2 separate regions of the Homo sapiens genome follow, and region 2 is linked to region 1. Evidence: chromatin loops called from intact Hi-C (ENCODE). Cell type or tissue: B cell. All regions are shown on one strand. Links, peaks and the distances in the headings refer to the core of each region. The heading gives the core; the rest is flanking DNA. Region 1 overlaps SPTLC2 (serine palmitoyltransferase long chain base subunit 2). Region 2 has its middle 26 kb from the start of SPTLC2.

Region 1 (11,171 bases), core at 1,133-9,132:
GAGTCATCACACAGTTAAAATTCATTATAGTTGGACGCAGTGGTGGATGCCTATAATCCCAGGATTTTGGGAGGCCAAGGCAGGTGGATCGCTTGAGCTCAGGAGTTCAAGATCAACCTGGGCAACAAGGCGAAACCCTGTCTCTACAAAAAAAAAAAAACAAAAATTAGCCAGTTGTGGTAGCGTGCGCCTCTAGTCCCAGCTACTCAAGAAGCTGAGGTGGGAGAATCACTGGAGCGTGGGAGGCAAAGGTTGCAGCGAGCTGAGATTGTGCCACTGCACTCAACCCTGGGCAACAGAGCAAGATCCTGTCTCTGAAAAGAAAAAAAAAAAATCTGGCCCAGGCACAGTGGCTCATGCCTATAATCCCAGCACTTTAGGAGGCTGAGGCAGGCGGATCACTTAAGCCCAGAAGTTCAAGATCAGCCTGGGGGCAAAACCCAGTCTCTACAACAAAACACAAAAATTAGCAGGGCATGGTGGTACGTGCCTGTAGTTCCAGCAACTCCGGAGGCTGAGGTGGGAGGATCACCTGAGCACAGGGAGGTCGAGGCTGCAGTGAGCTGAGATTGTGCCACTGCACTTCAGCCTGGGTGACAGAGTAAGACCTTGTCTCAAAAAAAAAAAAAAAAAAAAAAAAAAAAAAAAACACACAAAGAAAGAAAAGAAAAAGGGAAAAGGAAAGCATTATAAATTCTAAAAGTATTTTATAAACCAATAATTCTGTTTTTATCTCTACTTAATGAAGAAAAGTAGGTGAAATACTCAATGAAAGGTTTTCAGACTACAACTTTTAAACCTTTCAACCATGGTTAATTAACGACTTTCCTTACTGTTCATATAGGTCATACCACCGTCTGTCCTTTCCTGTTTTTAATGTTAAAAACAGGAAGCCACTTCCTTGCTGTTTCTATGCTGTCCATGAAAGCGCAGAATGAGATTTCAAGATAAAAAAACACTGGTTTTTCCTACATCTAAAACAGTCATTTGTATGTTTGTGTGTGCATGTGTGTACGTACACACCTACCTCGACTACAAATACTTCAAAATACTTTACATTGTTACTGTTACCACCACTCACAATACCATTCATATCTTAAACTTTTTTTTTTTTTTTTAGAGATAATGGCCAGGCACGGTGGCTCATGCCTGTAATCCCAGTACTTTGGGAGGTCGAGGTGGGCAGATTACCTAAGGTTAGGAGTTCAAGACCAGCCTGGCCAACATGGTGAAACCCTGTCTCTACTAAAAATACAAAAATTAGCCAGGTGTTATGGCAGATGCCTGTAATCCCAGCTACTTGGGAGACTGAGGCAGAAGAATCGCTTAAGCCCGGGAGGCAGAGGTTGCAGTAAGCCAAGATTGCGCCATTGCACTCCATCCTGGGCGACAGAGCGAGAGTCCGTCTCCACACACACACACACACACACACACACAAATACAAAAAATTAGCTGGGCGTGGTGGTGCACGCCTGCAGTCCCAGCTACTCAGGAGGCTGAGGCATGAGAATCACTTGAACCCAGAAGGCAGAGACTGCAGTGAGCTGAGATCATGCGATTGCACTCCAGCCTGGATGATAGAGCAAGACCCTGTCTCAAAAAAAAAAAAAAAAAAGACAAGGTTTCACTCTGTCACCCAGGCTAGAGTGCAGTGGCTCAATCACAGCTCACAGCAGCCTTGAACTCCTAGGTACAAGTGATCCTCCCACCTCAGTCTCCCAAGTAGCTAAGACTATGGGTGTAGGCCACCACACCCAGCTAATTTTTTAATTTTCTTGTTGAGACAGGGTCTTGTTACATTGCTCAGGTTGGTCTCAAACTCCTGCGCTCAAGCTATCTTCCCACCTCAGCCTCCCAAAGTGCTTGAAATTACAGGTGTGAGCTAACACGCCTGGCCTCTGGCCTTGTATCTTAAACATTTACCGAGCGTCTAATATGTGCCAAGCACTCTATAGTACAGAGTAGTAAACAAAAAGGTAATAATCCTTGCCCTCTTGGAATTTGTATTCTGGTGGAAGAGATAAACATATAAAATACAAAGTTTGCTAGTCCAGGCTCAGTGGCTCACGCCTGTAATCCCAGCACTTTGGGAGGCCGAGGTGGGCAGATAGATAAACATGAGCCCAGGAGTTCAAGACCAGCCTGGCCAACATGGCAAAGCCCTGTCTCTACTAAAAACACAAAAATTAGGTGTGGTTGCACATGCCTGTAGTCCCAGCCACTCTGGAGGCTGAGGCAGGAGAATTGCTTGAACCTGGGAGACAGAAGTTGCAGTAAGCCGAGATCGCGCCATTGCACTCCAGCCTGGGCAACAGAGCAAGACACTGTCTCAAGAAAATAAAAATAAATAAAAATAAAAATAAATAAAGTATGTTAGACAGTGACAAATACCAACAGAAACAAAAGCAAAAAGGAAAGGGGGAGACATGCTGCAAATTAGCTGGGGTGCCCTGGGTAGAACAGAGGATAAAATGGAAGTGAGGGAACTAGCCATGGGACTATTTGAAGGAAAAGCTTTCCTGGCATGAAAAACAGGGAAAACAGGTAACAGGGAAACTCTTGCAAACCTAACACTGGCACTAGTCCAAACGGATACAGAGGTAAACCTACTGCCACTAGTCCAAACAGATACAGTGGTAAACCTACTACACAAAGCTTCTTTGAAAGGTTTATTTTGAGTATAGTTTTTTACCAGTGAGAAATCCCTATAGTAAGTAGAGATGACTGCTCCATATGATGAAATATTATTCAGCAATAGGAAGCAATGAAGTACCGATACATGCTACAACATGAACTTCAAATACATTACGCCAAGTGAAAGGAGCCAGACACAGAAGAACATACACTGTATGATCCCATTTACATGAAACATCCATTTATATGAAAAGTCCCGAATAGTAAATCTACAGAGACAGAAAGTAGATTAGTGGCTGCCGAGGGTGGGGAGGGTGGATGAGGAAGGAGTGACTGCTAATGGTTCATGGTTTCTTTTTCAGAAGAGAAAAACATTACAAAATTAAATTGTGGTGCTGGCTGCACAACTCTGTAGATATACTAAAAACCATTGTATCGTACACTTTAAATAGGTAACCTTTATGATATGTCAATTATTTAAAAAGACTACTGCTGTCCTGTGCCCAGCAACTAACACAAAACAATGAAATACAGTGCTCTTTATTTTTTATTCTTCTTATTTTTTTTAGACAATCTCGCTCCATTGTCCAGGGTGGAGTGCAGTGGTGCAATCTTAGCTCACTGCAACTTCCACCTCCCAGGTTCAGATGATTCTGGGGGAGCTAAGTAGTGCTCTTCTGTATGTATGTATGTATGTATGTATGTATGTATGTATGTATTTATTTTTAGACGGAGTTTCTCTCTTGTTGCCCAGGCTGGAGTGCAATGGTGTGATCTTGGCTCACTGCAACCTCCACCTCTCTGGTTCAAGTGATTCTCGTGCCTCAGCCTCCCAAGTAGCAGGGATTACAGGCATGTGCCACCACGCCCCAGATAATTCTTGTATTTTTAGTAGAGACCGGGTTTCACCATGTTGGTCAGGCTGGTCTCAACTCCTGACTTCAGGTGATCCGCCCGCCTTGGCCTCCCAAAGTGCTAGGATTATAGACGTGAGCCGCCGTGCCCAGCCAGTTGTGTTCTTTTTAAATGTAGAATCATACACAGAATTAAAGAAGACAAACCAAACAATCAATCCCCTAGCTTAATGCACCAAAATGACAGGTACCAGAATATTCTTAGTACGCTACTTTTTTTTTTTTATTTTGAGACAGTCTCTATTGCCCAGGCTGGAGTGCTGTGACAAGATCTCAGCTTACTGCAACTTCCGCCTCCCAGGTTCAAGCCATTCTCCTGCCTCAGCCTCCCAAGTAGCTGGGATTACAGGTGCCCACCACCACGCCTGGCTAATTTTTGTATTTTTAGTAGAGATGGGGTTTCATCACGTTGGCCAGGCTGGTCTTGAACTCCTGACCTCAGGTGATCCACCCACCTCGGCCTCCCAAAGTGCTGGGATTATAGGTGTGAGCCATCGCACCCGGCTGTACGCTACTTTTTGAAGGAGGCCAAGAATAAAATCCCTCTGGGAATTCCTAGTAATGTATTTGAATTTCTTTCTTTCTTTTGTATCTTGAAAATAAGCCTATTGGGATATAAACATATAATGTCCCTTCGCCGTATCCTATCCCTCCCATTTTTAATCTACTTATTTTTTGTAACTTTTATTTTAGGTTCAGGGGTACGTGTGCAGGTTGTGCAGGTAAACTCGCATCACAATGGCTTGTTGTACAGATTATTTTGTCACCCAGGTACTAAGCCTAGCACCCAATGGGTTATTTTTTCTAATCCTCTCCCTCTTCCTACCCACCACAAGTGTCATTTTCCTCTTTGTATCCATATGTTCTCATCATTTAGCTCCCACTTATAAGTGAGAACAGGCTAGGCACGGTGGCTCACTCCTGTAATCCCAGCACTTTGGGAGGCCAAGGCAGGCTGAGGTCAGGAGTTTGAGACCAGGCTGGCCAACATGGTGAAACCTTGTATCTACTAAAAATACAAAAAATTAGCTGGGCGTGGTGGTGCATGACTGTAATTCCAGCTACTTGGGAGGCTGAGGCAAGAGAATCACTTGAACCGTGGAGGCGGAGATTGCAGTGAGCCGAGATCACGCCACTGTACTCCAGCCTGGGCGACAGAGTGAGACTCCATCTCAAAAAAAAAAAAAATTAAAAAAATTAAAAAATAAGTGAGAATGTGGTATTTGGTCCTCCCGTTTTTAAATATCTGATCATGAACAAGCTGTGGAGGCAAAATGTTAGTTTAAAATTTTGTCAGTGTGTGGTAACTACCTACCATAATTTACTCCTTACGTTCCTAGCTATTTCCTATCTAAATATTAGAATATTTTTTTCTGAATTAAATTTTTTCATTTTGTAGAGATGAGGTTTCATTATGTTGTGTCAGCTGGTCTCAAACTCCTGGCCTTGAGTGATCCTCCTGCCTCAGCCTAGAACATCTTTATTAATTCAAGCTTTTGCTGTATCTGTCACGTACGTGTTTCTGAACTACTAGCTTCACCTCACATCACAAAGAAATAATCCATAGATTGAGAAAAACAACATTCTCATCCAAAACACCACGAATAACAGAGGATTAAGGGGTAAAGAATTCCAAGAATTTTATGCAATGTATATAAAATAGAACAAACTCATGGTAACTCATCTTTATTGGTATGATCATGTGATTTAGTTGTATTCAAAGCAACATACGGTATTTCCTTACATCAAAGAATTAACACAGTTAAACTGGGCTCTCTTTTATAATGAAATGAGGAAGAAAACCAGGATGTGGTTATGAATACCACTCTCTCAGTGAAATGAGGAAGTAGCAACATTATGTTTGCATTTTATGATCCCAAGCAACCACTTTCCCTCACCTCCTTCCAGTTTAACACTTAATTTGCCTCCCTCTTTCCCCATCTCTAATCCAACATTAGAAAACAAACATGATCTATCACAGGAAAGGAATGACTTTTCCTTTCCCTCTAAAAGCTGAATTTTTGTAAGAAAATGGCAGAAGTTGGCTGTTTTAAATGCTAATGTTATCTACTGGGAATATTCTATTGAAATGAATTTGAATAATTTAATAAAATCCTCTCCATAAACTGCAGAGGCAAATGCTCTCCTCAGCCTCCCATTTCCTTGTATTACTTCCTCCAAGAATTGTTTCCTGATTAACCCTATGCTACTCAGATACTTTTTTTGTTCTATATCTTCATATAATCTAAGTATTATTTACTTGTATAATGGTTTTGCAAAGGCCCATAACTTTCAAATGTTTGTTTCCTCAACAAAATTAGAAACTACTTAAGAATAAAATCTGTGTGTTCTAATTCTTTCACACAAAGGATACACAGGCAGCTCCCAACACTTAAACCACCAATTTACTTTCTGTAAACATGAAACAAGTTCCAAAGATAATGTACTCACAAAGTAATTCAGATACATCTTGTTGGTTTCATTCATTCATCACACTTTGAGCACCAGCTGCACAAGCTGTATGAAAAATCCCCTGATCAAAAACTGCCCTTGGGGTCATGGTGGCTCACTCCTATAATCCCAACACTTTGGGAGGCCAAGGCAGGAGGATCGCTTGAGCACAGGAGTTTGAGACCAGCCTGGGCAACATGGCGAGACGCTGTCTCTATTTAAAAACAAAAACAAAAACAATACTCCTCATTGCCTACCAAACTTCTTACTTTGATTTTCAAAACACAATTTCTCTTCTGTCTACATTCCAGATTCTCCCAAACATTCTTCATGCCTTTGCCTATACTATCCCCTCATCCAGGAATGTGCTGTCTGCACCACAATCAGCACTTCCCTCACCACCAGCAATACACGTCAATTATCAAGTTTCGACTATGCATCTACACTAGGAGAGGTCCCTGCAGATAAAGAGTTTTTAGTTTGAATATTTAAATAAAACTTCAGCTACCATCGGTCATAACTGCCATCAACTCAGTCTAGTAGGAGGATACAGGCCTGTGAACAAGTAACTACAATACTGTACAACCTAGGAAGGGTATGGTAAGCTGTCACTGAGGGCTATACAAAATCAACGTACTGTAGATGCACTCTGAGTGGACATGCTCAGGGGGAGAAGGGGGATCAAAACGTATTAAAAATGTGGGCCAGGCACAGTGGCTCGCATCTGTAATCCCAGCACTTTGGGAGGCCGAGGCAGGTGGATCGTTTGAGGTCAAGGAGTTTGAGAACAGCCTGGCCAACATGGTGAAACCTCGTTTCTACTAAAAATACAAAATTATCTCGGGAGTGGTAGCACATGCCTGTACTCCCTGCTACTTGGGAAGCTGAGGCATGAGAATTGCTTGGACCCGGGAGGCGGAGGTTGCAGTGAGCCGAGATCACACCACTGTACTCCAGCCTGGGTGACTGAGCGAGACTCTTGTCTAAAAAATAATGATAATAAAATAAAAAATGTTAAAAATGTGTTTGGGTTTTAAAAGATAAAAATTACTTAGGGTTACTGGACCAACTTCTGAATGCAGGGCTTTGCATTCAAAAAACTTATTTACCTTCTTTGTGAAATTAACTTGCAGGGCAATGAGTAGGATGGCCAACTTGTGCTGGGGCTCGGATGGAGTACAAGATGGTTGAGATGAGAGAGAAAGGATGCCTAATCTTGAGTTCTCCCAGGAGCCACTTTTGAATCCATGTATCTACTGACTGGTTTTGTCTTCCTAGTAACTGACAATGTTTTCGTGATATACTCTTCCCATTTGCACATGACCACTATCCATTACCTGAATAATTGTTTCTTCTACAATCAATGTTCACTGGCTCGTCTCAGCGTTGACTTTGCTCACCCCACACCTGCCTCTTTTCCTCGGACGCACAGGAACCACAAAAAAACTCTAATGTCTTAAGTCCTTCTCTAATCTGGTACATTTGCCTGGGCTAAAAGACAACCTTTTGCCATGTGGGACATGCCAAGAACACACAGGTTTGTTTTATTTTTAGTAAAATTAGGCATCTTTAACCCTCATTTTATTTATTTATGGAGACTAGGTAACACATATGTAATGTATACAACTCCAGAAGTGAGCTTCAAGTCAATAACAAGTAAAAAAAACAAAAAAACTGGCCAGGCACAGTGGTTCACACCTGTAATCCCAGCACTTTGGGAGGCCGAGGTGGGTGGATCACAAGGTCAGGAGATTGAGACCATCCTGGCTAACACAGTAAAACCCCGTCTCTACTAAAAACACAAAAAAAATTAGCCGGGCACGGTGGCAGGCACCTGTAGTCCCAGATACTGGGGAGGCTGAGGCCAGAGAATGGTGTGAACCCGGGAGGCGGAGCTTGCAGTGAGCCGAGACCGAGCCACTGCACTCCAGCCTGGGCGACAGAGCAAGACTTGTCTCAAAAAAAAAAAAAAAATTAGCCGGGCGTGGTGGCAGGTGCCTGTAGTCCCAGCTACTTGGGAGGCTGAGGCAGAAGAATGGTGTGAACCCAGGAGGCAGAGCTTGCAGTGAGCCGAGATCGCACCACTGCACTCCAGCCTGGGTTGACAAAGCGAGACTCTGTCTCAAAAAATAAACAAACAAACAAACAAACAAAAAACCCTTCAGAGGTACAAAGGAACATGCAGAGAAAAGTGAAGTGAATGAAGAAGCCCTCTTCCCCAGACAACCATGCTCATATGTTTGCCATTCCTAAAACAAGAGTGTTGTTTACCGTAAATAGAATCGGTTGGCCACATTCTGTATTACAGCTTGTTTGTCTGGGGAGAGGAGCTGATGTGTGAATCACCCAACTATGTATAATGTATCTATGAGAAAACACATTATTAATTCCAAAGAATACAACCTTTTCAGAAAATGGTAAACACAACCTGGGATTCAGCATGCTGGTATGAACAGAAAGAGCAAGGCTTTTTCACTTCACAGTCCTCTGTCCACACAGCAGCTCTGACACCTGGCATCTTGGGAAACGTTGTTTAACTTGTGACTTTTTGATTTCTAATCCATAAAACAGGGATAGTGCCGCCCACCTCCTTAGGTTCTTCTTGATTAAACCCATGATGAATGCTTTGATATCTTTAACCTTGTTATTTTTCAGCTTTCTTTGTAGAATGTTTTCATTTAACTGCATCTGGAATAGTTTAATTTTAATGTGTACCCAAATTTCTGAGAAAAAGCTTTTGTGCAAAAATACTAAGATTTCCATAAAAGGCTTCTATTTACAGAATCAAAAACTCTCTAACAGTTACCTTTTGTTCTTCTCTTTCTGTTGCATGGTGACACTTTTCAATTCTCCAATACCTCAAGAAATCTCGAAGATATCCAAAGAGGGTGAGTACGCCATACCCCACATACGTGAGCACAGCAACCAGCATTGGTGTTTCTTCAAAAGCTTCATTAAACGGTCTTTTATATAGTCCTCCATTTTGTGTAACATGATGGATCTAAAAGAGAGGTTAAAAATGTTTATTTCCATCATGGCAAGAAAAACATTCCTACCTAAAATCTAGGTCCTTAGAGATTTGCTGAATTATACCTTAAGAATTTTCTAAGTTCCGCCGGGCGCACTGGCTCACACCTGTAATCCCAGCACTTTGGGAGGCTGAGGCGGGCAGATCACTTGAGGTCAGGAGTTCAAGACCAGCCTGGTCAACATGGTGAAACCTGTCTCTACTAAAAATGCAAATATTAGCCAGGATTGGTGGTGCACACCTCTAATCCCAGCTACTTGGGAGGCTGAGGGAGGAGAGTTGCTTGAATCTGGGAAGTGGAGGCTGCAGTAAGCCAAGATCACGCCACTGCACTCCTGCCTGGGTGACAGAGCAAGACTCCGTGTCAAAAAAAAAAAGGAATTTTCTAAGTTCCAACCTCACTGGAAACAAGAAAAAAAAAAAAAAGAATTTTAGGCCAGGCACGGTGGCTCACGCCTATAATCCCAGCACTTTGGGAGGCCGAGGCGGACGAATCACCTGAGGTTGGGAGTTCAAGCCCAGCCTGATCACATGGAGAAAACCCATCTCTACTAAAAATACAAAACTAGGTGGGTGTGGTGGCGCATGCCTATAATCTCAGCTATTCAGGAGGCTGAGGCAGGAGAATTGCTTGAACCTTGGAGATGGAAGTTGTGGGGAGCCGAGATCAAGCCATTGCACTCCAGCCTGGGAAATAAGAGCGAAACCCCATCTCAAAAAAAAAAAAAAAAAGAATTTTGTAAGCAACAGTCAAATCTAACACTAAGAGATAAGCAGGGCTACTTGTTTTCAATAGAAATAACTTATAAATTATATGCCCTTCAGATGAACAGTAAAAGAAGGGGAGCAAGAAGGACTGCATAAGAACACCACCTAACACTGATTTTTATCATTATTTGATTTTCTTAAATAGATTCTAAAATGCTAGCATAATTTCTTTTGTTCTAATAAAAAAAGCAAAAAATATAAATCAACAAAGAGAAAGCCTGTCCCAAAAAAGTACTATATTGGCCTACAGATGAAGAGATCAAAAGTTCAAAAGTAAATTCAGCTTTATTAGAATGTAAAATATTTGTAAATGTTTTACTACCACACATTCTTAAAGCCACCCAGCCATAGTATTCCAAATAATTATCAGCAGTAGGCCCCTGCAGAAACACGTAGTTCAAATTAACCTTTGTTGGTAGTGATAACACAAGTAAATCATGCAAAAAACTAAGATGTTTATATAAGTGTGGTCCAGGCTGGGTGCAGTGGCGCATGCCTGTAATCCTAGCACTTTGGGAGGCCAAGGTGGGCAGATAACTTGAGCCCAGGAGTTTGAGACCAGCCTGGGCACATGGCAAAATCTTGCCTCTACAAAAACAAAAAACAAAAACACTAGCTGGACATGGTGGCACATGCCTGTAGTCCCAGGTCCTCAGGAGATAGGTGGGAGGATCACCTGAGCCCAGAAGGTCGAGATGGCAGTGAGCCATGATCATGCCACTTCCCTACAGCCTAGGTGATACAGAAAAAAAAAAAAAAAGTGTGGCCCAGCATTATATAAAAGTAAAAAGAAAGTGAAACCCAAAACAAGGGGAAAAATTGTTAGTAACTGACATGAATTTTTCTGTCCCCCTTCATCTTAAGTATTCATTCCCAAACATCGTAAGATTATCCCTTGTTTTAACCTTTGGGATACTTGGATTTTAATACACAAAAACCAAGCTACTTTACTTTTGATCTCATAGATGAAAACTTTTTGCTTCTTGGTCAATTTTAATGGAAATCTTGCTTTATAGAAGATATCTGCTAGACAAGTTTGTGTGTTAACTTTAATCTTAACTTTGGAACAACTGCAGTGAGGATGGTTAAACAAAATTTACCAGGGGCATATCGTCAATTAAGCATTACAAAAGGTCCCAAAGAACTAAAAGATCCTTTCTTGCCCTCTCAGGCAATCTGATCAGAGATACGATATAAACAAATAAAAACAAATTAATAAAATTTACATAACTATACAATCAATTGTTATACATATCCAAGGGGTAAAGATATTTTAGAATATCCTATCCCCGTAATGTTAGTTTTGGAAAGCTGCTTCAGTGTTACAGACTGGAATAGTTCGGAAAGACACAGTTGTATGTGACAAAGGACAGGCA
Region 2 (11,171 bases), core at 1,103-9,102, 48 kb after region 1:
AATGTCATCTTTATTATGGATATAAGTGGTCTGGGAGAATGTGGCTTGAGTGTGAGGTTAATTTCTGATCTCCAGACTAGACCTTGATGAAGCACACCTAAAAGAAAATTTGAAACCCAACAAGTACATATGCTGCTCTCCCACTTGTCCTGGTAGAAAAGAAATAAGAGACCAGATCCTCCAAGCCAGGACCATTGATAGATCATTCTTATCCAGTGGAGGAACATGTCCCACACCAACCAGGCACCCCACCCCCCTCTCTGGTGAGGAGAAAGACATTGGGCAGAGGTCAAGAGTGATTAAGTGAGCCTGAGAAACATGGAAAGAGGTAATTCTCTTTTTTTTTTTTTTTTTTGAGACAGAGTCTCACAATATCACACAGGTTGGAGTGCAGTGGTACGATCTTGACCCACTGCAACCTCTTCTTCCTGGGTTCAAGCGATTCTCCTGCCTCAGCCTCCCGAGTAGCTGGGATTACAGGCACCCATACCATGCCCAGCTACTTTTTGTATTTTTAATAGAGACGGGGTTTCAGCATTTTGGCCAGGCTGGTCTTGAACTCCTAACCTCAAGTGATCCACCTGCCTCAGCCTCCCAAAGTGCTGAGATTACAGGTGTGAGCCACAGTGCCTGGCTGAGTCATTTCTCTTTAACAGGCATCCTTAGTCAAAGTTCTTTTGGTTACAAGTGACAAATATAAGTAAACTAGCTTAAATGGAACAGGAAGTTTTGGGAAGGTGTGCCAGATACTGTTTTCTATGTATCACCTCTCCCCTCTTTCCCTGCTGATTTTGTTCAAGGACAGGGAGGAAATTCACTGATTTCAGAGAAGCAGATGTCCTGCCAGCCCTATGAATCATAATTGGCCTAAGGTAATCATGGAAACCAAATTTTCCTTTGCCAGGCACTTACTCTTCCAACCTCCCTTGCAGGTAGTGTAGATAAGTGACACAGTTCTATCCAATGAGATAAGGAAGTCTGTGGGGCCTCTGAAAATGAGGGATTTTCCTTTAGCAAAAATTGAGCCCTTTTACTCCTGCTGCTTTCCCAGTGACTTGATGCAATGAATGGAGGACATGATATCTGGAGCCATGGCAGCTATTTTGAGACCATGAGGCAATAAGCAAAATAATGAAGAGTCAACATGCTGAGTGACCAAAAGATGGAAAGAGCCTGAGTCTTTGATGACATAGCTGAGCTGATGAAACCCTGGCTCTACCTAACTCCAGACTCTTTTTCTTTGAGATGGGATCTTGCTCTGTCGCCCAGGCTGGAGTGCAGTGGTGCAATCATGGTGCAATCACAGCTCACTGCAGCCTTGACCTCCTGGGCTCAAGTAATCCTCCTGCCTCAGCCTCCCTTGTAGATGGGACTACAGGTGCCCACCACTGTGCCTGGCTATTATTATTATTATTATTATTATTATTATTATTTTTGTAGAGCCAGGTTCTTTCTATGTTGCCTAGGCTGGTCTTGAACTCCTGGGCTCAAGTAAGCCTCCTGCTTTGGCCTCCCAAAATGCTGGGATTACAGGTGTAAGCCACTGTGCCCAGCCCAGACTTCTTAAGGAAACAACATGTGCTAGTGGTTCAAGTCACTATCATTTAGACTTTCTTACTTGTAGGCAAGTACATCTTAATTCATACAGACTGTAACACATCCATTGTGAGTCTCAAGGGACCCAAGGGCAGCTCCTCCTGAAGATCAGGAGGCAGGAACTAGAAAGCAGTAATACCCCTAAGGAATTCCTCTTTCCTCCAGCCTCATCTCTGCTTCTGGGAATCTGGATCCTTTGCACTTTCTACAGACCAGTTTTCACCAATCCAATATTCACATGGCAAAGCCCTCCCTATCTACATTTCCTGCATCCAAGAAACCAACCAACTCAGGCTGCAGCCAGCTTCTCAAGCCTAATTCTAAAGTCCACAAAAGAGAATATGCTTGACCCAGTTGTGAGTCATGTACACTCTGTCTCAGTTAATGCCATAGGGGCAAATCACACGCCCAAACATAGCTGCCTGGGGCCCACCACTGCAGGGTATGCGTCTGTGTGTAGGAAATTCTCAGAGAAAAGGCATGCATGGTCTAAAAGATAACCCTAAAATGTCTACTATATTTCATGAGGCAGAAAGGAAGGGAGATGAGTCAGGTTAGGAATGCTAGGGAGTGGGTGGGAAGGGGACATTAAGCTTGAGAAGAAGGAACAGACTCTTTTCCTTTTTTGAGGTGGAGTCTTGCTCTGTCATCCAGGCTAGAGTGCAGTGGCATGATCTTGGCTCACTGCAACCTCCACCTCCCTGTCTCAAGCGATCCTCTTGTCTCAGCCTCCCAAGTAGCTGGGATTATAGGCACATGCCACCATGCCTGACTAAATTTTGTATTTTTAGTAGAGAAGGGTTTCATCATGTTGGCCAGGCTGGTCTCGAACTCCTAACTTCAAGTGATCCACCTGCCTTGGCCTCCCAAAGTGCTGGGATTACAGGCGTAATCCTTCTTGCCCCCAGCAAGAAGGAACAGATTCTAACAGCAGGTGGAAAGCCGAGAGAGGTAACAGGTAGGTAGGAGGTAGCTGAGAAATTCCTCAGTTAAGAAGTCAAGATTCTGGAGGGTGTGGTGGCTCAAGCCTATAATCCCACCATTTGGGAGGCCAAGGTGGGCGGATTGCTTTAGTTCAGGAGTTTGAGACCAGTCTGGGCAACATAGTGAGACCCTTCTCTACAATAAATAAAATACAAAAACAGTAGCTGCCTGGCACAGTGGCTCATGCCTGAAATCCCAGCGCTTCAGGAGGCCGAGGCAGGTGGATCACCTGTCAGGAGTTTGAGACCAGCCTGGCCAACATGATGAAACCCGTGTCTACTAAAAATACAAAATTAGCTGGATGTGGTGGTGCACACCTGTAGTCCAAGCTACTCGGGAGGCTGAGACAGGAGAATCACTTGAACCTGGGAGGTGGCAGCTGCAGTGAGCCGACACTCCGCCACTGCACTCCAGCCTGGGCTAGACACAGCCAGACTACATCTCAAAAACAAAACCAAAAACAGTAGCCATAGGCTGGGCACGGTGGCTCACGCCTGTAATCCCAGCACTTTGGGAGACTGAGGTGGGTGGATCGCGTGAGCTCAGGAGCTCGAGACCAGCGTGGGCAACAGTGGAACCCCATCTCTACAAAAAATACAAAAGTTAGCCGGGTGCGGTGGCATATGCCTGTGGTCCCAGCTACTCGGGAAGCTGAGGCAGGAGGATCGCTTGAGCCCGGGAAGCGGAGGTTGCAGTGAGCTGAGATTGCACTGAAACTGCCTTTGCAAAATTATGACTGAGACAGTGAAAGAGATCTAACTTAACCGACTTTATCTTGCTTCTAACCTCCAAGTTGTCCTTGTTCATTCCTGGGCAAACTAACTTTGGGAGAAACTTAGTTTATAGTTTAAACAAAGATGGTAACAGCCTTTCCCAAAGCAGACCTCCTTCTTGCCTGGGGACTAGATTGCCTTTGTAGGAGTAACATTAGCCACAAGATTAGAAATTATGGTTTAGGCCGGGCATGGTGGCCCATGCCTGTAATCCCAGCACTTTGAGAGTCCAAGGTAAGTGGATTACCTGCAGTCAGGAGTTCAAGACCAGCCTGGCCAACATGGTGAAACCCATCTTTACTAATAATACCAAAAAAAAAAAAAAAGTTAGCCGAGAGTGGTGATGCATACCTGTAATCCCAGCTACTCGGGAGGCTGAGGCAGGAGAATCGCCTGAACCCGGGAGTCAGAGTTTGCAGTGAGCTGAGATGGCAACACTGCACTCCAGCCTGGACGACAAGACAAAACTCCATCTCAAAAAAAAAAAAAAAAAAAAAAAGGAAAAGAAAAGAAAATAAATTATGGTTTAGGAGTCATGCAGCTGAAAGCTACAAGAATCTGACCCTCCCTAAACTGCTCCTAAGATCAGTGCTTGAGATATTTTGCAGACCCTGCGCTTGATGGATCAGCTGGCACCACCCAGCTCAATAAACTGGCTCATCTCATCCTGTGGCCCCCCCCATCTAGGAACTGACTCAGCCCGAGAAGACAGCTTCCAGTCTCTATGATTTCTTCCCTGACCAATCAGCACTCCTGGCTCACTGGCTTCCCGCCCCGTCCCCTTCCGCCCCCCACCACCAAGTTATCCTTAAAAACTCTGCTCCCCCAATGCTCCGGGAGACTGATTTGAGTAATAATAAAATTCTGGTCTCCCGCACAGCCGGCTCCGCATGAATTCCTCTTTCTTTATTGCAATTCCCCTGTCTTGATTAATGGGACTCTGTCTAGTCAGCGGGCAAGGTGAACCCCTTGGACAGTTACAGCACCACTGCACTCCAGCCTTAGTGACAGAGTGAGACCCTGTCTGAAAAAGCAAAACAAACTAATAAACAAAACAGTAGCCGGGCGTGGTGGTGTGCGCCTTTGCTCCTACTTGGGAGGTTAAAGTGGGTGGATCCTCTGAGCCCGGGAGTTCTAGGCTGCCAGTGAGCCGAGATCGTGCACCTGCACTCCAGCCTGGGCAACAGAGTGAGGCCCTACCTCATTATAAAAAAAAGAAAAAAAGCTAAAGTCAATCTCCTAAGGCCTTTTCTTGAATTAGGAATGAGGAAGTGGTGAGAAGAGAAATAAGGAAGGAAAGTAGTGGCCCTAGAGAAGAAAAGTTGTCACTGAGGAAACACTGGGTAGGATTAGACCATCCCCCATTCCCTCCTCTCCCCGCCCAAAGACTGAAAATCAGGCCGTCCGGTTATTTTAGGCTGAAGTCCCAAAGAGAACTGTGTTGGTGTGTGTGTGTTCCCGGCAATCGCTGGCAACAACCTTTCTCTCTAGAAAAAGGTCACTGAAACAGATTGGGGTCGGCCTTGATCCTGGTTCCCCACGGGGGTCAGAAAACTGTACTGGAGGCCAGAACGTCGCCCTGAGGATGGCCGGGTTTCCACGGGGCCGACCCTGATAAGGATCGCAGGAGGATGGCAGGGCGGTGAGGGTGGGCACGGAGTCATTCCGAGAAGGGAGAGCGGGAGCCGGGGTCAGCGCGGGGAGAAGGGCGTGATTTCCACCCTCTTTCCCCGCTCCCTCGTGCAGGGAAGAGCCAAGGGCGGGGAGGATGCGCGGGCGAGAGGCTAGCCCAGGAAACTGAAAGATGTGTTTACAGAAAGCGCCGGAAGGAAGTCGGAAGCAAGATAGCGGGGGCTTTGGAGGAATAGCCGGACAATTCTGGGAACCCAGGAGCTGGGGTCTGTCTGGATCCAGCTTTCCCTCCCGTCCTCCCTCTTTCCTCGAGCTCCTGGGTGGTTCAGGCCGCAGCGCTCGGCGCGGGCACCTTCAGCCACTTCTGCGCCTGCGCCGTCTGCTGCAGAACATCCAGTCCTGGCCCCGCTCACCCGAGGCGCTCAACAAACGTTTCCATCATGAATAAGCGAATGAAACTTGGAACTGAAAGGACCCAAGACACAAACAAATGCACTGACGGTCAGGAAGGGGTTGCTCAAGGAGGACAATAACTTTCACACCTATTTCACCTCTGCCCCATGAAATGTTATTGATGGAGGCAGGAAAAACCGTTGAACCCCCGGACTAATTGGCAATTTCCCAAAAGTATTTGTAGGAAGAGTACTTTTTGTTTAAATGGAATGTTAAGGCTGGGAGCGGTGGCTCACGCTTGTAATCGCAGCACTTTGGGAGGCCAAGGCTGGAAGATTGCTGGAGCCCAGAGTTGGAGACCAGCCTGGGCAACAAAGGGAGACCTTATCTCTACAAAAAAAAATTAAAAATTGGCCGTGTGTGATGGTGTGCACCTGTAGTCCCAGCTACTCGGGAGGCTAAGGCAGGAGGATCACTTGAGCCCAGGAACTTGAGGCTGTAGTGAGCTATGATTGTGACACTGCACTCCAGCCTGGGCAACAGAGTGAGACCCTGTCTCAAATAAATAAATAAATAAATAAATAAATAAATAAATAAATAAATGTGTGTGTGTGTGTGTGTGTGTGTGTGTGTGTGTGTGTGTGTGTGTAGGAATGCAATTTTTGGCCAGGTGCAGTGGCTAACACCTGTAATTCCAACGCTTTGGGAGGCCGAGGTGGGCGGATCACCTAAGGTCAGGAGTTTGAGACCAGCCTGGCCAACATGGTGAAACCCCATCTCTACTAAAAATACAAAAATTAGCGGGGCGTGGTGGTGAGTGCCTGTAATCCCAGCTACTCAGGAGGCTGAGGCAGGAGAATCGCTCGAACCCTGGAGGCGGAGGTTGCAGTGAGCCAAGATCACGCCACTGCACTCTGGCCTGGGCAAAAGAGCAAGACTCTGTCTCAAAAAAAAAAAAAAAAAAAAAAAAAGAATAGAATTTTACCTGTAAGTCTAAACAGATAAAAGAGATGAAAAACAATAAAACTACAAAACCAACAGCTTCCCTCTTGTTCCTCCCTTCATCCCATTCTTACTGATGATCTGGTTTTGAAAAACACTCATCTACTGCCACTCCAGAGTTACTGGTAAAGAACTGAGGCCCAGAGAGGCTAAGTAACTTAGTGTCACACAGCAAAGAAGGAAAGAAAGAGGGGAACAAAAAGAAGACAGGAACTTGAGCAAAAGCCAACCGAAAACTATGACCTGCCAGCCAAATCCTGCTTGCTGCCTGTTTTTGTACAGCCTGAGAGCCAAGAATGGTCTTTACACTTTTGAATGGTTAAAGAGAAGTCAAAAGAATAGTAATAGTTCATGAAGTGTGAAAATTATATAAAATTCAAATGTCAGTGTCCAGCAATAAAGTTTCATTGGTACACGACCACATTCATTCATTAATGGCTGTTCCACACTGCAAAGGCAGAGTTGAGTAGTTACAAGAGAAATTATAAGCGGCCTGGAAAACCCAAAATCTTTACTGTCTGGCCCTCTACAGAAAAAGTTTGCTGATTTCTGGTCTGGAGTTCTCAGCAGTTCTTTTGGTTTTAAACGCTGGGGTCTGAGTCGGGTATGTGAGGGGTGAGTGGGGAGAGGAGACAGGACTCCGCAGATACTGGAGTCCTTTGATTAAAGGCCCAAAAACTGGTGGGTGTGGTGGCTCACACTTGTAATCCCAGCGCTTTGGGAGGACGAGGCGGGCGGATCACTTGAGGTCAGGAGTTCAAGACCAGCCTGGCCAAAATGGTGAAACCCCATCTATACTAAAAATACAAAAATTAGCTAGGTGTGGTGGTGCACACTTGTAATCCCAGCTACTTAGGAGGCTGAGGCCGGAGGATCACTTGAACACTGGAGGCAGAGGTTGCAGTGAGCCAAGATCGTGCCACTGCACTCCAACCTGGGCGACAGAGCGAGATTCCGTCTCAAAAACAAAGGCCCAGAAACTAAGGACAAGATCAGGGCCAGCTTTAAGCAGTATAGGAAAAGGGGGGGCCTAATGTAAGGTATTCTGTGGTAATTACAAAATCAAGAACAAGCCAACTTTCTGAGGCTCTCCTATGTTCTAATCACTGTTCTGGGCATGGTAGGGGATTATAAACAAGTTTCTAGGATGCTACACAAGAGCTTACAATGCTGTACAATGCACACACCATAAATTATGAGAACAGTCTGGGAATTACGGTTGACACTGTCAGCTTCTCGCAAGCCCCTGATCTTCCTCCTGTTATATTAGCTAACACTGAACACTTACTCTGTGCCAAGCACTATGCTAAGTATGTTTCAAGCACTATTTCCCCTACGGGCTAGATTTTAGTATTATCCTGATTTTGCAGATGAGGGAACTGAGGCTAGGAAATGGTTGGAGTCAGGATTCAAACTCCAGTCAGCCTACTTTTAGAATGAGTTTCATATGCAGCACACTGTATTACCAGTGACTAGAGCTAGATATATCATAGGACATGTAATGTCTGCAAGAATTATTTAGAGAATCATTCAGGGGTCAACCAGGAAAGGGGAAACCACTTTGAGCACTTGAAACAGAGAATGTTTAATGCAGAGAATTAGTGATAGAAAAGCTGAGAAGGGCCAGGTGCGGTGGCTCATGCCTGTAATCCCAGCACTTTGGGATGCCGAGGCGGAGGATCACTTGAGCCCAGGAGTTCAAGACCAGCCTCGGCAACATAGTGAAACTCCATCTGTACAAAAAATACAAAAATTAGCTGGGCATGGTGATGTGCACTGCGGTTCCAGCTACTCTTGAGGCTGAGGTGGGAGGATCCCTTGAGCCTGAGAGGTCAAGGCTACAGTGAGCCGTGATTGTGCCACTGCACTCCAGCCTGGACAAGAAAGAGAGACTCTGTCTCAAACAAACAAACAAAAAATAAGTTCTCCAGCTCTATAAGTCACACCCATAGCTCAGGCTGTCATTACTCATAGGCTATGTGGATTGTCTACCAAGCACTCACAATGGGTTAAATTACATTTCTAAAATTGGCTGGGTATGGTGGCTCACTCCTGTAATCCCAGCACTTTGGGAGGCCAAGGCGGGCGGATCACCTGGGGTCAGGAGTTTGAGACCAGCCTGGTCAACACGGTGAAACTCCATCTCTACTAAAAATACAAAAATTAGCCAGACGTGGTGGCAGGCACCTGTAATCCCAGCTACTTGGGAGGCTGAGGCAGGAGAATCCCTGGAACCTGGGAGGTGGAGGTTGCAGTGAGCCAAGATCGTGTCATTGCACTCCAGCCTGGGCGACAAGAGCGAGACTCCATCTAAAAAAAAAAAAAAAATTCAAGAAGGCAATGGCAGAGCATTAAATGAAGCGCGCACAGTCCTTCTGAGTGCGGAGCCTGTGTGACTGTATCGGTAACACTCCCGCGAAACTGGCCCTGATAAGAAATTCCTCACATAATTACTTCTGAGAAGTGGCACTGCGGGTTAGGGAAGGGAGAGATAATTTACTTATCACGTATCTCTGGTATGCCTTTTTTGCTATGTACATGTATTACTGCAATAATTTTAAAATATTTCACTCACAGTGGATTTGAGCAGAGATACCCATCTATGTTAAAGAGGTAGAATGGCTTCCAGGTTTGCAGTACTTGACACAGTAGGTGGATCAACGCTATGGACCTACTTCAAGAAAAAAGTTCATTGGAAAGGAGTTGACTGGCAACAAATGCTTAGAAAAGGAGACACCAATAAAGCCAACAGCTTTTTTGATTGACAGCTCTCATCTGAGCTTTGTTTTGGGGGGGATCTGCCCCATAAACACCAGAATTTTGTCCTGAGAATTTAATGATTTTTACAAGCAGAACTTTGTTTTCAAAAATTTACAGAGACTGGCTGGGCGCAGTGGCTCACGCCTGTAATCCCAGTACTTTGGGAGGCTGAGGTGGGCGGATCATCTGAGGTCAGGAGTTCGAGATCAGCCTGGCCAACATGGTGAAACCCCGTCTCTACTAAAAATACAAAAAATAAAATAAAATTAGCTGGATGCAGTGGCACATGCCCGTAGTCCCAGCTACTCGGGAAGGTGAGGCTGGAGAGTCTCTTGAACCCGGGAGGCGGAGGTTGTAGTGAGCTGAGATCGCACCACTGCACTCCAGCCTGGGCGACAGAGCGAGACTCTGTCCCAAAAAAAAAAATTTATAGAGACTGTATATATGTATATGTGTGTATACAGTAGTCCCCCCAATATCTCCCGGGGCTACATTCCAAGACCCCCAGAGGATGCCTCATACTGCTTATGGTACCAAGCTCTATATACGCTATGTTTTTTCCTATACATACATAGCTCTGATAATCTTTAATTTCAAAATTAGATACAGTAAGAGATTAACAATAACTAATAATAAAATAGAACAATTATAACAATATACTATAATGAATGTGATGTGAATGTGGTCTCTCTCCATCTCTCTCTCATCTCTCTGTCAAAATATCTTACTATACTGTACCCTGAGTAACTGAAACCATGGAAAGCAAAACTGTGCAAGGGCGGACTACAATATATGTATGTATGTATATATTATGTATCATATTATATAGAGAATTTTATTAGTATGTAATTATTTTAGAGTTTAAATTTACAACACTTACCTCTCAATCAATGAGAACAATTAGATCATGTTAATGATTAGGGAAAAATGAAACTGGGTTTATTGCAATCTCCTGTCCTGTCAGCTTCAGTATCAGAGTTAATAGTTTTGGTTTGCTTGCATACATCTTGGTCAGGATAGGTTAGGTTATGCCGCTGTAACAATTGGTCCCAACATTTCAGTGCCATGTAACAACAAAGGTTTATTTCTCGCTCATGCCCTGTATCCATCTGGGGCAGCCACAGCTCTGCTACAGGTCGCCCTCCTGCCAGGGCCTGGCTGTCCTTGCTGTGCCAGAGGGAAGAGAGAACCATGTAAAACCACTGCTGGCTCTTAGAGCTCTGGCTCTAACATTAACACACATCGCTCTGCTCACATTTTTTGGCCCAAACAAATCACATGGTCAAAGCCTGATGTCAACAAGCAAGGAAATATGATCCTATTCAAGAAAGGAGACAAGAGGGCTGGGCTGGTAGCTCATGCCTGTAATTCCAGCACTTTGGGAGGCCAAGGCAGGAGGATCACTTGAGGTCAAATGTTCAAGACGAGCCTGGCCAACACAGCAAAACCCCATCCCTACTAAAAATACAAAAATTAGCTGGGCGTGATGGCGCACGCCTGTAGTCCTAACTACTCAGGAGGCTGAGGCAGGAGAATTGCTTGAACTCAGGTGGTGGAGGTGGCAGTGAGCCGAGATTGTGCCACTGCACTACAGCCTGGGCAACACAGCAAAACTTCATATCAAAAAAAAAAAAGAAAGAACGAAAGAAAGGAGTAAAGAATACTCATAAACAACAATAGAGTCCACCACAGCAAAATACCGTAGAAATCTGCAGTAACAGAAAAGTTGTTAGAAATGGTAAAAGCTAACCTTGCAATCTTAAGAAGTCTCTATTTAAATGAATTCCCAAGCTCAAAAGGAAAAGGAGAAAGTTTGTTTCAAAGTTGAATCCCTAAGCCCTGAGATTCTTACTTATCATAAGTTAGACTACAAGCATCTAATCTTAAAATGAGTATTAAAACAACCTGTATTATTTATCACCATGTGATATGATAAGCATTCACTTTTTATTGCACAATTGACTCTTAGTCTGTGATAAGAGTGGGTCCCTAGGAGATACGCCTGAACTTTGATCAGCATTCAAATGAGGG

Evidence for each region. A loop is a pair of places that touch in the nucleus more often than their neighbours do. Peaks named below come from ENCODE experiments on the same cell type or tissue, not always from the same donor. Only the 100,000 strongest peaks of a DNase experiment are listed, where the experiment ranks them.
Region 2: it touches region 1 in a loop (2.3-fold over the local background); 3 of 110 quality-filtered maps call a loop at or near these places.

Annotation. Positions count from the first base shown.
Region 1 is chr14:77,588,381-77,599,551 of GRCh38, forward strand. It overlaps SPTLC2 (serine palmitoyltransferase long chain base subunit 2), which reads right to left. Exons shown (of 12, transcript NM_004863.4): 2 at 8,806-9,000. Among named protein-coding and RNA genes, the nearest start is that of SPTLC2, 23 kb to the right of the region's middle. In B cell, for the core only: no CTCF peak of the experiment used is centred there; DNase peaks (open chromatin) are centred at 2,871 and 5,351; H3K4me3 peaks cover 1,943 bases; H3K27ac peaks cover 7,839 bases.
Region 2 is chr14:77,636,903-77,648,073 of GRCh38, forward strand. No RefSeq gene overlaps it. Among named protein-coding and RNA genes, the nearest start is that of SPTLC2, 26 kb to the left of the region's middle. RefSeq lists an enhancer at 5,434-5,513. In B cell, for the core only: no CTCF peak of the experiment used is centred there; DNase peaks (open chromatin) are centred at 4,549 and 5,269; H3K4me3 peaks cover 1,477 bases; H3K27ac peaks cover 1,254 bases.